Linked DNA regions of Homo sapiens: region 1 is linked to region 2. Evidence: chromatin contacts called from ENCODE Hi-C or POLR2A ChIA-PET data. All regions are on one chromosome and are shown on one strand. The core of a region is the stretch at or near the end of the contact, and the rest is flanking DNA. Distances in the headings are between cores, read along the strand shown.

What was found. Hi-C counts contacts between places; a loop is a spot of excess contacts on that map. ChIA-PET counts read pairs that join two places held with the same protein, here RNA polymerase II (POLR2A). Pooled maps may share reads with other maps.
Region 1: a loop to region 2 is called in a pooled map, with 3 times the contacts of the local background. The contact joins the promoter of PTPRN here to the promoter of CHPF in region 2. A Hi-C loop is called at or near these places in 14 of 168 maps with a recorded cell type or tissue (CD4-positive, alpha-beta T cell, CD8-positive, alpha-beta T cell, HepG2 and 11 more), 2 of 37 single-sample maps with no recorded cell type and 24 of 50 pooled maps. POLR2A ChIA-PET finds 5 or more read pairs at or near these places in 1 of 52 experiments (PC-9).

Annotation. Positions count from the first base shown.
Region 1 is chr2:219,308,113-219,314,543 of GRCh38, reverse strand. It overlaps PTPRN (protein tyrosine phosphatase receptor type N), which reads left to right and starts at 5,143. Exons shown (of 23, transcript NM_002846.4): 1 at 5,143-5,326. The coding sequence starts at 5,212.
Region 2 is chr2:219,540,563-219,546,836 of GRCh38, reverse strand. It overlaps CHPF (chondroitin polymerizing factor), which reads left to right and starts at 3,028. Exons shown (of 4, transcript NM_024536.6): 1 at 3,028-3,612; 2 at 4,648-5,221; 3 at 5,712-5,891; 4 at 6,195-6,274. The coding sequence starts at 3,299. It overlaps TMEM198 (transmembrane protein 198), which reads right to left and starts at 2,809. Exons shown (of 5, transcript NM_001005209.3): 1 at 2,460-2,809; 2 at 1,944-2,148. The coding sequence starts at 2,109. RefSeq lists silencers at 2,607-2,746, 2,787-3,496, 3,507-3,596.

The DNA.
Region 1 (6,431 bases), core at 3,894-6,393, 230 kb after region 2:
TATACCGTGGTTCTTAAATTTCAGCATGCATTAGAATCACCTGGAGGGATTGTTAAAGTCAGAGAGTCACATTCACAGTTGTTGCTTCAATAGTTCAGGAACCCAAGAATTTACATTTCTAAGAAATTTTCAGATACTGATACTGCTGGTCCAGAGGCCACAGTTCGAGAACTACTAGCTTAGAGAAATGCACACATATGTACACAAGAGGCGTGTGTACAGGAATATTCATAATAGCAGCTGGGCACGGTGGCTGACGCCTGTCATCCCAGCATTTTGGGAGGCCAAGGCGGGAGGATCACGAGGTCAGAAGTTAGAGACCAACCTGACCAACCTTGTGAAGCCCCCTCTCCTAAAAATACAAAAATTCGTCAGGCCTGGTGGCATACACCTGTAACCCCAGCTACTGGGGAGGCTGATGCAGGAGAATCACTTAAACCCGAGGCAGAGGTTGCAGTGAGCCAAGATTGTGCCACTGCACTCCAGCCTGGGTGACAGTGAGACTCCGTCTCAAAAAAAAAAAAAAAATTCATAATAGTGTGTCCAGAATTGGTGGGTTCTCGGTCTCACTGACTTCAAGAATGAAGTGCTGGACCCTCGCAGTGAGTATTACAGTTGTTAAAGGCAGCGTGTCTGGAGTTTGTTTCTTCTGATGTTCAGATGTGTTCCGAGTTTCTTCCTTCCGGTGGGTTCTTGGTCTCGCTAGCTCAAGAGTGAAACTGCAGACCTTCGCAGTGAGTGTTACAGCTCTTAAGGTGGCGCGTCTAGACTTGCTCGTTCCTCCCAGTGGGTTTGTGGTCTCGCTGGCTTCAGGAGCGAAGCTGCAGACCATCATCGTGAGTGTTACAGCTCATGAAAGCAGTGTGGACCCCACAACTGAACAGCAGGAACTTAATACAAAGAGCAAAAAAACAAATCCTCCCCCACGTGGAAGGGGACCCGAGTGAGTCGCTACTGCCGGTGGGGCAGCCTGCTTTTATTCTTTATCTGGCCCCACCCATATCCTGATGATTGGTCCATTTTAGAGAGAGCTGATTGGTCTGTTTTACAGAGAGCTGATTGGTCCATTTTGACAGGGTGCTGATTGGTGCATTTACAATCCCTGAGCTAGACACGAAAGTTCTCCACCTCCCCACCAGATTAGCTAGATACAGAGTGTCGATTGGTGCATTCACAAACCCTGAGCTAGACACAGGGTGCTGATTGGTGTGTTTACAAACCTTGTGCTAGATACAGAGTGCCAATTGGTGTATTTACAATCCATTAGCTAGACATAAAAGTTCTCCAAGTCCCCACCAGACTCAGGAGGCCAGCTGGCTTCACCCAGTGGATCCCACACCGGGGCCGCAGGTGGAGCTGCCTGCCAGTCCCGAGCCATGTGCCCGCACTCCTCAGCCTTTGGGTGGTCGATGGGACCGGGCGCCGTGAAGAAGGGGGCGGCGCTCGTCAGAGAGGCTAGGGCCGTGCAGGAGCCTACAGCGGAGGGGGAGACTCAGGCCTGGTGGGCTGCAGGTCCCGAGCCCTGCCCCGCGGGGAGGCAGCTAAGGCCCGGCGAGAAGTCGAGCACAGCAGCTGCTGACCCAGGTGCTAAGCCCCTCACTGCCCGGGGCCGGCGGGGCTGGCCGGCCGCTCCGAGTGCGGGGCCCGCCGAGCCCAAGCCCACCCGGAACTCGCGCTAGCCCGCAAGTGCCACGCGCAGCCCCGGTTCCCGCCCGCGCCTCTCCCTCCACACCTCCCCGCAATCTGAGGGAGCCGGCTCCGGCCTTGGCCAGCCGGGGAAGGGGCTGCCACAGTGCAGCGGCGGGCTGAAGGGCTCCTCAAGCTCGGCCAGAGTGGGCGCCAAGGCCGAGGAGGCGCCGAGAGCGAGCGAGGGCTGTGAGGGCTGCCAGCATGCTGTCACCTCTCAATAGCATTATGCATAATACTACCAAACCTGAAACAACCCAAATGTCCATCAGCAGAAAAATGGATTAAAAAAAATTTTTTTTTTTGATACGGAGTCTCTCTCTATTACCCAGGCTGGAGTGCAATAGCGCAATCTCGGCTCACTGCAACCCCCACCTCTCAGGGTCAAGCAATTCAGCTGCCTCAGCCTCCCGAGTAGCTGGGATTACAGGCATGAGCCACCACACCTGGCTGGGACTACAGGTACGTGTTACCACGCCCAGCTAATTTTTGTATTTTTTGTAGAGACAAGGATTCGTCATGTTGCCCGGGCTGGTCTCAATCTCCTGGGCTCACGTGATCCTTCTGCCTCGGCCTTCCAAAGTGCTGGGATCACAGGCATGAGCCATTGTGCTTGGCCTCTACAAAAAAAAAAAAAAAAATTAGCCAGGCATGGTTGCTCACAATGGTAGCTGCTCAGGAGGCTGGGGCAGAAGGATTGCTTGAGCCCAGGAGTTGAAGGCTGCAGTGAGCTATGATCTTGTCACTGCACTCCAGACTGGGTGATAGAGTGAGACCCTGACTCTAAATAAATAAATAAATGTTTAAAAATGTATTAGTCACTGTTAGAGGTCACTACACTACACAGACTCATTATTTTGCAGAAGGGTAAAGAGAAAAAGCTGAGAATATATGTTACCTTTCCAGTTGGAATTGCATTTTAGTGTAAACTAAACCCAGTTGATGAGAGAAAGCCCTTCTTTACAAAGTAAAATAAGCGATAAACGTGAATTGAATGATAGGATTATAAAAATCACCATTTTGCAACCTCTAATGAAATCATTTAGTCAAGGATGGATCACCAGTGAATAGTGAAACCATTAGGTGAAAAGTTGATGAGGAACTAGATAGTCTCACAGTGCCAAAGTATCATCCAAGAATTACATGCTGGTCACATTAGAAAACCACAGCTTTACATACAGAGATCTGGCTGTCTCTACCTTAAACCAGTGATCAATTTTAACATCACTAATAGAACAGTCAGACATCATGTACTTCCTGAAATGATGCAATGAGAGGCATTTTGCTTTAAAAATTCTTTAATTTGATACAGTCAATACTTCATATATAACTTCTAGTTTACAGGAAATACAGGTGATATACAGGTTATACACTGGAGAAATACAGGGAAATACAACATGAAGAAAAAAATCAGATAAACCCAGAAGAAGAGTTCTAAAGAAAAATTGACCTGGTCTATCAACATGACAATGTCAAAAATGGGGGAGGGGAGAGAGGATATGGTGTCTATGCTAATTTACAGAGATTAAGAAACATAACAAAGGCCGTGGTTGTTCTTAATTGACTGTTATTTTGAACAAAACACCTGAAAAGAAAAGGCATTTTTGGGGAAACAATCTGAGAAATTTGAATATGAACTGAGCATTAAATTATATTAAGGAATGCCCGGGCGCGGTGGCTCACGCCTGTGATCCTAGCACTTTGGGAGGCCGAGGTGGGTGCATCACGAGGTCAGGAGATCGAGACCATCTTGGCTAACACGGTGAAACCCCGTCTCTACTAAAAATACAAAAAATTAGCCGGGTGCAGTGGCAGGCACCTGTAATCCCAGCTACTCAGGAGGCTGAGGCAGGAGAATGGCGTGAACCTGGGAGGGGGAGCTTGCAGTGAGCCAAGATAGTGCCACTGCAGTCTGGCCTGGGCAAAAGAGCGCAAGACTCCTTCTCAAAAAAATAAAAAAAAAAATTTAAAAAATTATATTAAGGAATTATTGTAAATTTTTTTAGGTGTCATAACAGCACTTAGGTTATGCAGGAAAATGTCCTTATTTCTTGGAGATGCATAATGAAATATTTAGAAGAGAAATGTCATGATGTCTATCATTCATGTTTAAATACTAAAAAGAAGCAAATATTGTAAAACATCAATAACCATTAAGTATGGATGATGAGTATGTAAGTATTCATTATGCATTTCTGTCCTTTTTAAATTTTATTTTATTTTACTGGAAAGCAAGAGAGGAAGGAGATCAAATCTGAACTTAAGAAGCTCACTCCCCTACTTATTGGATGACTAGAGTGGAAGCAAAAGAGCAGTTACTAGCTGATTGCTGCAGTGGTCGTGGTGAAAGAGCACAGTGTTTCAGTTCAGGTAGTGAGGATGGACAGAAGTGGACTGATGGGAGATGTATTTTGCAGGGAGAAACCATAAAATGATTGATAGCCTCGAGGTGGCACAGACGGAGAGAAAGGAGAGTCAAAGCTAATGATGAGGCCAGGCCCGGTAGCTCACACCTGTAATCCCAGCATTTTGGGAGGCGAAGGCCGTTGGATCACCTGAGGTCAAGAGTTCAAGACCATCCTGGCCAACAAGGTGAAATCCCATCTCCAATAAAAATGCAAAAATTAGCCGGGCAAGGTGCTGTGCGCCTGTAATTCCAGCTACTAGGGAGGCTGAGGCAGGAGAATGGCTTGAACCCAGAAGGTGGACATTGCAGTGAGCCAAGATCACGCCAGTATCCAGCCTGGCCAACAGAGCAAGACTCCATCTCAATAAAAAATAAATAAAAGCTAATGATGACAGCTAATATGTATGGAGCATGTAGTATGCACCAGTCCAGTCATCCTTCTAAGTGATCCATATTAGTGTAACGAACAAAATCTTCACAATCACTGTGTGAGGCGGGTAGTAACTATTAACACCTCCACTTTGCAGATCAGGAAACTTGGACGCAGACAAGTTAAACAAGGTGCCCAAGGTCATACCCTTAGTAGATGCCCTGCTAGAACTGGAATCTAGGCATGCCTAACCATTTTTTCTTAAGGAAGAGAACAGTATCTTCAATGACAATGAGTAAGAGTACTTATTCTACCCACTTTTCTGCTTCTTGTCTTCGGGTTTATCGTTCTGGACCCACCTATCTTTCCTGGCCCCCCACTTAACTTAACCCTTTTCACCCACCCTGGGGCGGGGAGACAGAGGTGATCCTAGAAGAGGGCTACAGGGATGGGGCCAAGTGGGAATTCTAGCGAGGCGCCTACTATTTGATGGAGGAGGGATGGGCTAGGTAGGTCCCCCGCTCCGACAGGGCTCTTACGCCATATGTGACGCAAATTAGCTTACGAGCCGGGGGTGGAGGTGTCGTCAGCACCCGCCTGCGGTTGGCCGCGTTGCAGCGAGAGGGGCATGTAGACCCCGCCTCGTAGGGAGGTGGGGAGCGGCAAGCCCCGCCTCAGCCCCTCTGGCAGGCTCCCGCCAGCGTCGCTGCGGCTCCGGCCCGGGAGCGAGCGCCCGGAGCTCGGAAAGATGCGGCGCCCGCGGCGGCCTGGGGGTCTCGGGGGATCCGGGGGTCTCCGGCTGCTCCTCTGCCTCCTGCTGCTGAGCAGCCGCCCGGGGGGCTGCAGCGCCGTTAGTGCCCACGGTCAGGAGGAAACTTGGGCTGGCGGGTGGTGGGGGGCGGGGAGCAGCTTGGGGCCTGGAGCGAAACTCGGTGGGGGTGAGGGTGAAATGTCATGAAGCTCGGGGAGAATATGGGTTGGGGGAGGCATGCGAGATGAGGAAGGTGAGAGGGCGTCTCGGAGGAAAGGGGCGTAGGCCTGGAGGTGGGGCTGGGAATACGGGGGCGGGACCTAAGAGAATTGGGCTCTGGGGAAAATTGCAGGTTCGGGAGAAGGACACGGGGTGCATGTGGGCAGAGGGACTTAGAGACCGGCTGCGAGACCACAGGAGAAGCCACTTGCTCCGAGGCGCCTGGGAGGTGGTGACAGGCGCTGAGGAATGGGAAGGGGAGGTGGCGGGGAGAATGAGGGAACGGTGATCTCTGGGCAGTGGAAGCCTGGGCCGCAGACATAGAGTCCCAGCTGGGCAGAGAGAGAGGCCAGGGTTTCTCCGTAAGCCTAGAGAAGCTGATTGCAGCGATCTGATCTCCTGTAACGGGGGACAGCACGGGGAGGGGGCAGAAGAGGATGAAGAGGGGAGGGTCCTCTCTTGTCCCCCTCCCCACAGCCAGGCCTGGTGCTGACTCACATCTGTGCGGACAGAGACAGTCAGCGCTGACTCACGGACAGGGGGTGGGGGATGGGAGGGTGGCGCGTGGGGGAAGGGGCGCAGCCTCGCCGCCTGGCGCCCTCTTTCCCCACCCGGGCTTGGAGGCCCGAGAGGCAGAGTACTTCCTGTGACGCTGTGGGTTGGCAGAATACAACAGAGGGCTCAGGTCTAGTGGAGAGTCCTCGCTCTGTGACCCCTTCCTCTCTGGTAACCGCCTCCAAGGCCAGCCCTTGGCGGCGCCAGACTCAGAGCTTCAGCACCGCGGACAGCGCCAGCGGCTCGGGACAGCGCGAGGAGAGATGCCTAAGAGACACCCTCCCCAGCCCCACCCATGCCCTCTTTCCCCCGACCGGGGGAAGTGTGCTAGAACCTCTTCTGAGTTCCAGGCCATTATAGGATGCTTTTCCATATTTGGGAAGGAAATTCCTCTTTCAGAATTTGGCCAAAACCTCTCCTGCAGTAATTCTATGAATCTCTCT
Region 2 (6,274 bases), core at 1,779-4,278:
ATTGCATTCCAGCCTGGGTGACAGAGCGAGACTCTTGTCTCAAAAAAAAAAAAAAAAAGAAACTTGAGAGGTGAGGGTCACACAGGTTCAGAAAGATGAGTCTTTGGGGGTCACAGGGCTTCAGAGATAATGGCACCACTGAAAGGTTACAAAGAGGACAGAGTAGCAGCATTACTGGGGAGTTGTCCCAGAAAATGAGGTATTTGTAGGTTAGGGAGATTGACAGAAATAGAATCATCGAGAGTATAAAACGATTTCCAAGAGAGAGGAACACTGAGACCAAAACAAGGAATTACTGGGATCACAGTATGGGGAGGGGTGATCAGATAATGAGGTTATGGGAATTAGAGAGGAGTAACCAGGGATCAAGACTAGGAGTAATAGAGGGGGTCAGAGGGATGGAAGGTAATGACATAACTGGAGGTGAGAGGAGGTGGAGGTCACTAAGGCTTACATGAGGTCACACAGAATCAAAGAGAAGGAAACAGTGTTTGTGGAGTTTCAGAAATAAGGAGGTTATAGGGCCATTAGGCCCATTAGAGATACTTGAAAGGGTGAGGGAAGTGGAGATTCTGAATAGTTGGAAAGATGGAAATCAGAGATGGGGGTCAAGGAGTCAGAGAGAGCCAAAAAGAAAGATAACAGAGGAGAGTCACTTCCAGGAGTGGGGGGAAGTATGAGAGTCCAGGAGGCTCGTGATCAGAGAGAGGAGTAGGGCGTGGACAAGGGCTCAGAGTCCATGAGCCTGGGCGTAGTGACATCCAAGAGGGGTAGGATGTCAGGAAGCCCAGGAGAGGGAATATGAGGCTGCATTGAGCAACATGCAGAGGGAGTGGGTACAGATATGGAGGGGGTGAGGTGATACAGAATCCTTGGAGGCCCAGAACGTGTCCTGAACCCTTGCGGGGGGCACTTCCTCCTGCCTACTCTTCAGTTGTTCAGCCCAGAGTTTGGGGGAGGAATGGGAGGGACCATCTGGCTCCCAACCCTGTCTACCCACCCATTGCAGGGGGAGGCTGCAGAACACAAGTCTTGCACTACCTCTGCTCAACCTGGAACCCCAGCCCCCAAGACTCATTTGCCCCCACTGGTCCCACTCACCTACAATTCTCCTGGAGGCTTTCTTTGGGCCCCCAGCCCATAGAGCTCACTCTCCTCTCTGAAGTTCTGTAACTCTTGCTGCAAAGCCACTGGTCACTTACTCCCATTATACTGGGCCACTAGCCCATCTGGCACCTTTATGCATATTAGAAAAAGGTGTGCCTTTCTCTAGGCAAAGCAGCTTTGTGCCAAGGCCCAGAGTTTGTCAGAGCATGAGCTGGACTTTAGCCCCCACTTGCCCACTCAGCTGAGCTCCCTTATTTAGTACCCGTCCTGTACAAGTATTCACAGCAGCTCTGATTACCGGAGCCTGCCTTGTAGGCTGGATGGATGTGTGTGACCACCATCCAGCCCACTCTAATATGTATCCCAGGTGTAAATGCTCCAGGGAGTCTCCTCCCTGTCAGACAATATGCCCTGTGGTAAGGGACCATGTGTAATAACCCTGCTAAGTGTTTTCAGTGGCTACCTAGCACAGTTAGCCAAACACATCCTCACAATAGCTACAATTTATTGAATGCTTACTAATTCTTACAACACTACATGAGACAAATATTGTGATCATTGTTCAGATGAGAAAACTGAGGCTCAGACAGATTAATGTGCCCAAGACATCACAATTAGTAACTGCAAAGCTAAGTAAATTCACACTCAGGTGTGCCTAATCCAAAAACCTGTTTTTCCTATAATCTAGAGTCTAGACAATCTATAAATGTGTGGGATGAAAGAAAAGGAAGAATTATTCATGATGGTAGAGGGATTCAGAGAAGACTTGGGGGCCCAGAAAAAGAACTCGGGGAAACACTGGGGAGCCCAGGTGAGGGATGAGATGGGGATCTCACCGAAGAAGCAGTAGACGACTCCAAACAAACAGCACATGATGCAGACGAGGGCCGGCAGTGCCTGGTACCTGCGCTCCAGGGGCTGTTCACAAGGTGCACCCCAGAAGGCATCATCTGGCTCAGGGGGCAGCAGCTGGAACCGCAGTGTTGCCACAGTCCCCGGCATAGTGCTGGGAATAGAAGGGAGTCACCCTCCCAAGTTAACCTGACAGAGGGAAAGTTGGGGTCACGGAGGAGTCCTGGGTCCCCACCAGGATGGGGGTGGGAGAGGGATTGGGAGAACTCAGCAAGGACAGTGGACAAAGGAATAGTATCCACATTTGTGCAGCTCCGGAAGCATCTCTGGAGTGGGGAGCAAAGACAAAGGGAAACAAAAGTGCCTGGCTAGTGGAGGCTGGGATGAAGTTAAAAGAGGGACGGGAGTCGGGGGGATGAAGGGAGCGTGCTGCCAGTGAGAAGGAGGCAGCCAAGAGATTCATCTGTGGGCGGCTCAATATGGGATTGTCCAAGATTTACCTGGGCTGGAGGCGACCTGAGCTTCTGAGTGAAAGAGGCTGTGCAGAGGCCCGAGGGGCCGGGGTTGCGGGGCGCCAGAGGCTCCAACTGACTGGGGTCCAGGGAAAGTCCGTCGTGCGAGGAAGGGGGCTGCTGGGCCGGAGAGAATGGTGTCGGCGCGGTGGCGGCGCCGCTCCACGTCCAACACCGGCTGGCACTCCAGTCCCGCGGCGTCCGGGAACTCGGGCTGGGCCTGAGGAAGGGGAAGGCGCAGGAGCCGGGGCTCGGGCCGCCCCAGAACCGCGGCCCCATGCCCTGAGCCCGCCCGCGGCCTTTGGTGCTGATGGACAGCTCCGGCCTCTGCTCCTGACGTCACTCAGGGCGCACCATCCAGGCAGGGGCGGGCTGCTTCTGACGTCACATGGGACGCACCAACCACGCCGCGGGAGGCAGGGGACTCCGCCCCCGGCGTCTCCCTCTCCCGCACTGAGGAGGGGGCACTTCCGGGGGTCCTTCCCCTTTAACCTCCCCCTTCTCCTCCCTCTCCGGTAGCGAGAGCCCGAGACCCCACCCCGGGGGCGGGGCCCTTGCAGTGACACGTCGGACAGCTGCGGCCGCGGCTGAGGCTCCAGTGCCGAGCGCAAGAACCCTGCGCAGCCCAGAGCAGCTGCTGGAGGGGAATCGAGGCGCGGCTCCGGGGATTCGGCTCGGGCCGCTGGCTCTGCTCTGCGGGGAGGGAGCGGGCCCGCCCGCGGGGCCCGAGCCCTCCGGATCCGCCCCCTCCCCGGTCCCGCCCCCTCGGAGACTCCTCTGGCTGCTCTGGGGGTTCGCCGGGGCCGGGGACCCGCGGTCCGGGCGCCATGCGGGCATCGCTGCTGCTGTCGGTGCTGCGGCCCGCAGGGCCCGTGGCCGTGGGCATCTCCCTGGGCTTCACCCTGAGCCTGCTCAGCGTCACCTGGGTGGAGGAGCCGTGCGGCCCAGGCCCGCCCCAACCTGGAGACTCTGAGCTGCCGCCGCGCGGCAACACCAACGCGGCGCGCCGGCCCAACTCGGTGCAGCCCGGAGCGGAGCGCGAGAAGCCCGGGGCCGGCGAAGGCGCCGGGGAGAATTGGGAGCCGCGCGTCTTGCCCTACCACCCTGCACAGCCCGGCCAGGCCGCCAAAAAGGCCGTCAGGTAGTGATCGGCTGCGCCCGCTCTACCCCCTGGGCAGCGGCCGGGAAGCGCGCGGGGAGGTCGCCCGGGCCCGGGTCAGGCTCCGGAAGGAAGGGGCTGGCGAGCCAGGAAGTCTTTGGGCCCCGATAACTTCCGATGGCCCTGCCTTCCCGAGAGCCGTGGGGCCAGTCCGAGACTTTCTCTGGGCCCTATCCCGGCCTGGGCTGAACTTACTGGACTGTGTCCTAAACCGGCTCGACCCGATGGCGCCCCAGAGATCCTACTAGCTCCCTGGCTGGGCTGCTGGTGTTAGAGAAATGACTTATATATAGGGTGAGTGTATAGAGACAGGGGAAGAGAAAGGAGAGAACTAGGATTTACCTGGATCTCTTGTTCCTGAGTGGGTTACAAGGGCCACCTCAGGGTGAGATGGGGGAGGGAGGAATGTACCTATCTCATTAATGTCTCTGCTGATGAGTTGAAATAACTTCTAAGTAACATTGGGTTCAAATGCTGGTTCTGCAATTTACCTTCTGCCTTACCAAAAGGTAAGTTCCTAGAGCCCCTGAGTGCAGTTTGCCCCTCCCCGCAAAAACACTCAGTACACCCCTATGCCAAACGTTCCTTTATGTCATTTATGTGAGGCATTTGTGGCATAATGGCATATTTATATAGAAATGAGTAGATACATGGTGTGTCCAGCGTTTGGCTGGGTGCTTTAAACAGATATAATCAGTCCCATTTTACAGATGGCTCAGGTTAAATAACATGCTCAAGGACATAACTACTAAGTAGCGAACCCCGGAGTCAGACCCACAATATCTCTCTCCTATCTGGGTGGGTATTGCCATCTCCCAAATGCAAAGCACTACCTGTTTAAGACCATTTCGTTTAAATCCTCATGACCCCTGGGAGAGAGGGTTTATTTTTAACCTATTCATAGGTGAGAGAACAGATACAGAGAAGACGTGACCTGCCAGGGTCTGTGCTGACCACCTCCCCCCCACCCCCCGCCCCGTTGTCCTTTTGATAAGCTTGTGCCATCTCCTCCCCTAGGACCCGCTACATCAGCACGGAGCTGGGCATCAGGCAGAGGCTGCTGGTGGCGGTGCTGACCTCTCAGACCACGCTGCCCACGCTGGGCGTGGCCGTGAACCGCACGCTGGGGCACCGGCTGGAGCGTGTGGTGTTCCTGACGGGCGCACGGGGCCGCCGGGCCCCACCTGGCATGGCAGTGGTGACGCTAGGCGAGGAGCGACCCATTGGACACCTGCACCTGGCGCTGCGCCACCTGCTGGAGCAGCACGGCGACGACTTTGACTGGTTCTTCCTGGTGCCTGACACCACCTACACCGAGGCGCACGGCCTGGCACGCCTAACTGGCCACCTCAGCCTGGCCTCCGCCGCCCACCTGTACCTGGGCCGGCCCCAGGACTTCATCGGCGGAGAGCCCACCCCCGGCCGCTACTGCCACGGAGGCTTTGGGGTGCTGCTGTCGCGCATGCTGCTGCAACAACTGCGCCCCCACCTGGAAGGCTGCCGCAACGACATCGTCAGTGCGCGCCCTGACGAGTGGCTGGGTCGCTGCATTCTCGATGCCACCGGGGTGGGCTGCACTGGTGACCACGAGGTGGGATGATAAGCTATCCCACTGATACCTCCTTGTCATGTTCAAATCCCTCTGAGAGGCAAAGGGATGTTGGAGATACAGGTCTGCTTTTCCATGCCAATTCGGACATTTATTTTCTATCTCTGTGACCCCCAGTAAATTACTAAATATCCTGGGCTTCAGTATCTTCCTTTGTGCCAATGGAAATAATTATTGCTCGGGGTTGTTACAAGGATTAGAAAAAATCAGGGAGCCTTGTACATAATAGGCATTTGATGTTAGTTATTATTTTAGCCCTTGGACAGCTCTGAGACAGGACGCATGCCCATTTCGCAGATGAGCTAGCGGAGGCATGCTGAAGGTCACACAGACTCACAACTGGTCAAGGTAGACTTAAACCCTCAGACTGCAAGTCCACAACAGGTCATAGGCTGAGGAGATGAGACACTTACTATGAGACAACGGAAGACAATGCCAGCTCATCACAGATCCCTTCCCTTCCTCTCCCCAGGGGGTGCACTATAGCCATCTGGAGCTGAGCCCTGGGGAGCCAGTGCAGGAGGGGGACCCTCATTTCCGAAGTGCCCTGACAGCCCACCCTGTGCGTGACCCTGTGCACATGTACCAGCTGCACAAAGCTTTCGCCCGAGCTGAACTGGAACGCACGTACCAGGAGATCCAGGAGTTACAGGTATGGTCTAGGTCTGGGGGTGGCAGAGTGACGGGGACAGGATCTGAGAAGTCACAGAGAGCCCAGAGAAATGACAAGTTAGCACTAGAATCACAGAACAAAACTACTTCCCAGCCCCTGCCTGTTTCTACATTCTCTGATGAGCCTCTTGGCTGTCTATGCTGGGGAAATGATAGGTATGGGCAGAGGTTGGCAGGGGATGAGGGGCCCATCCTGAGTGGCACCTACTGCCTACCCAGTCCCCCAGCTGTGTGCTGCTCCCTGTAATCTGTCCCTTGCTGATGGCCTGTTTCTCTGATCCAGTGGGAGATCCAGAATACCAGCCATCTGGCCGTTGATGGGGACCAGGCAGCTGCTTGGCCCGTGGGTATTCCAGCACCATC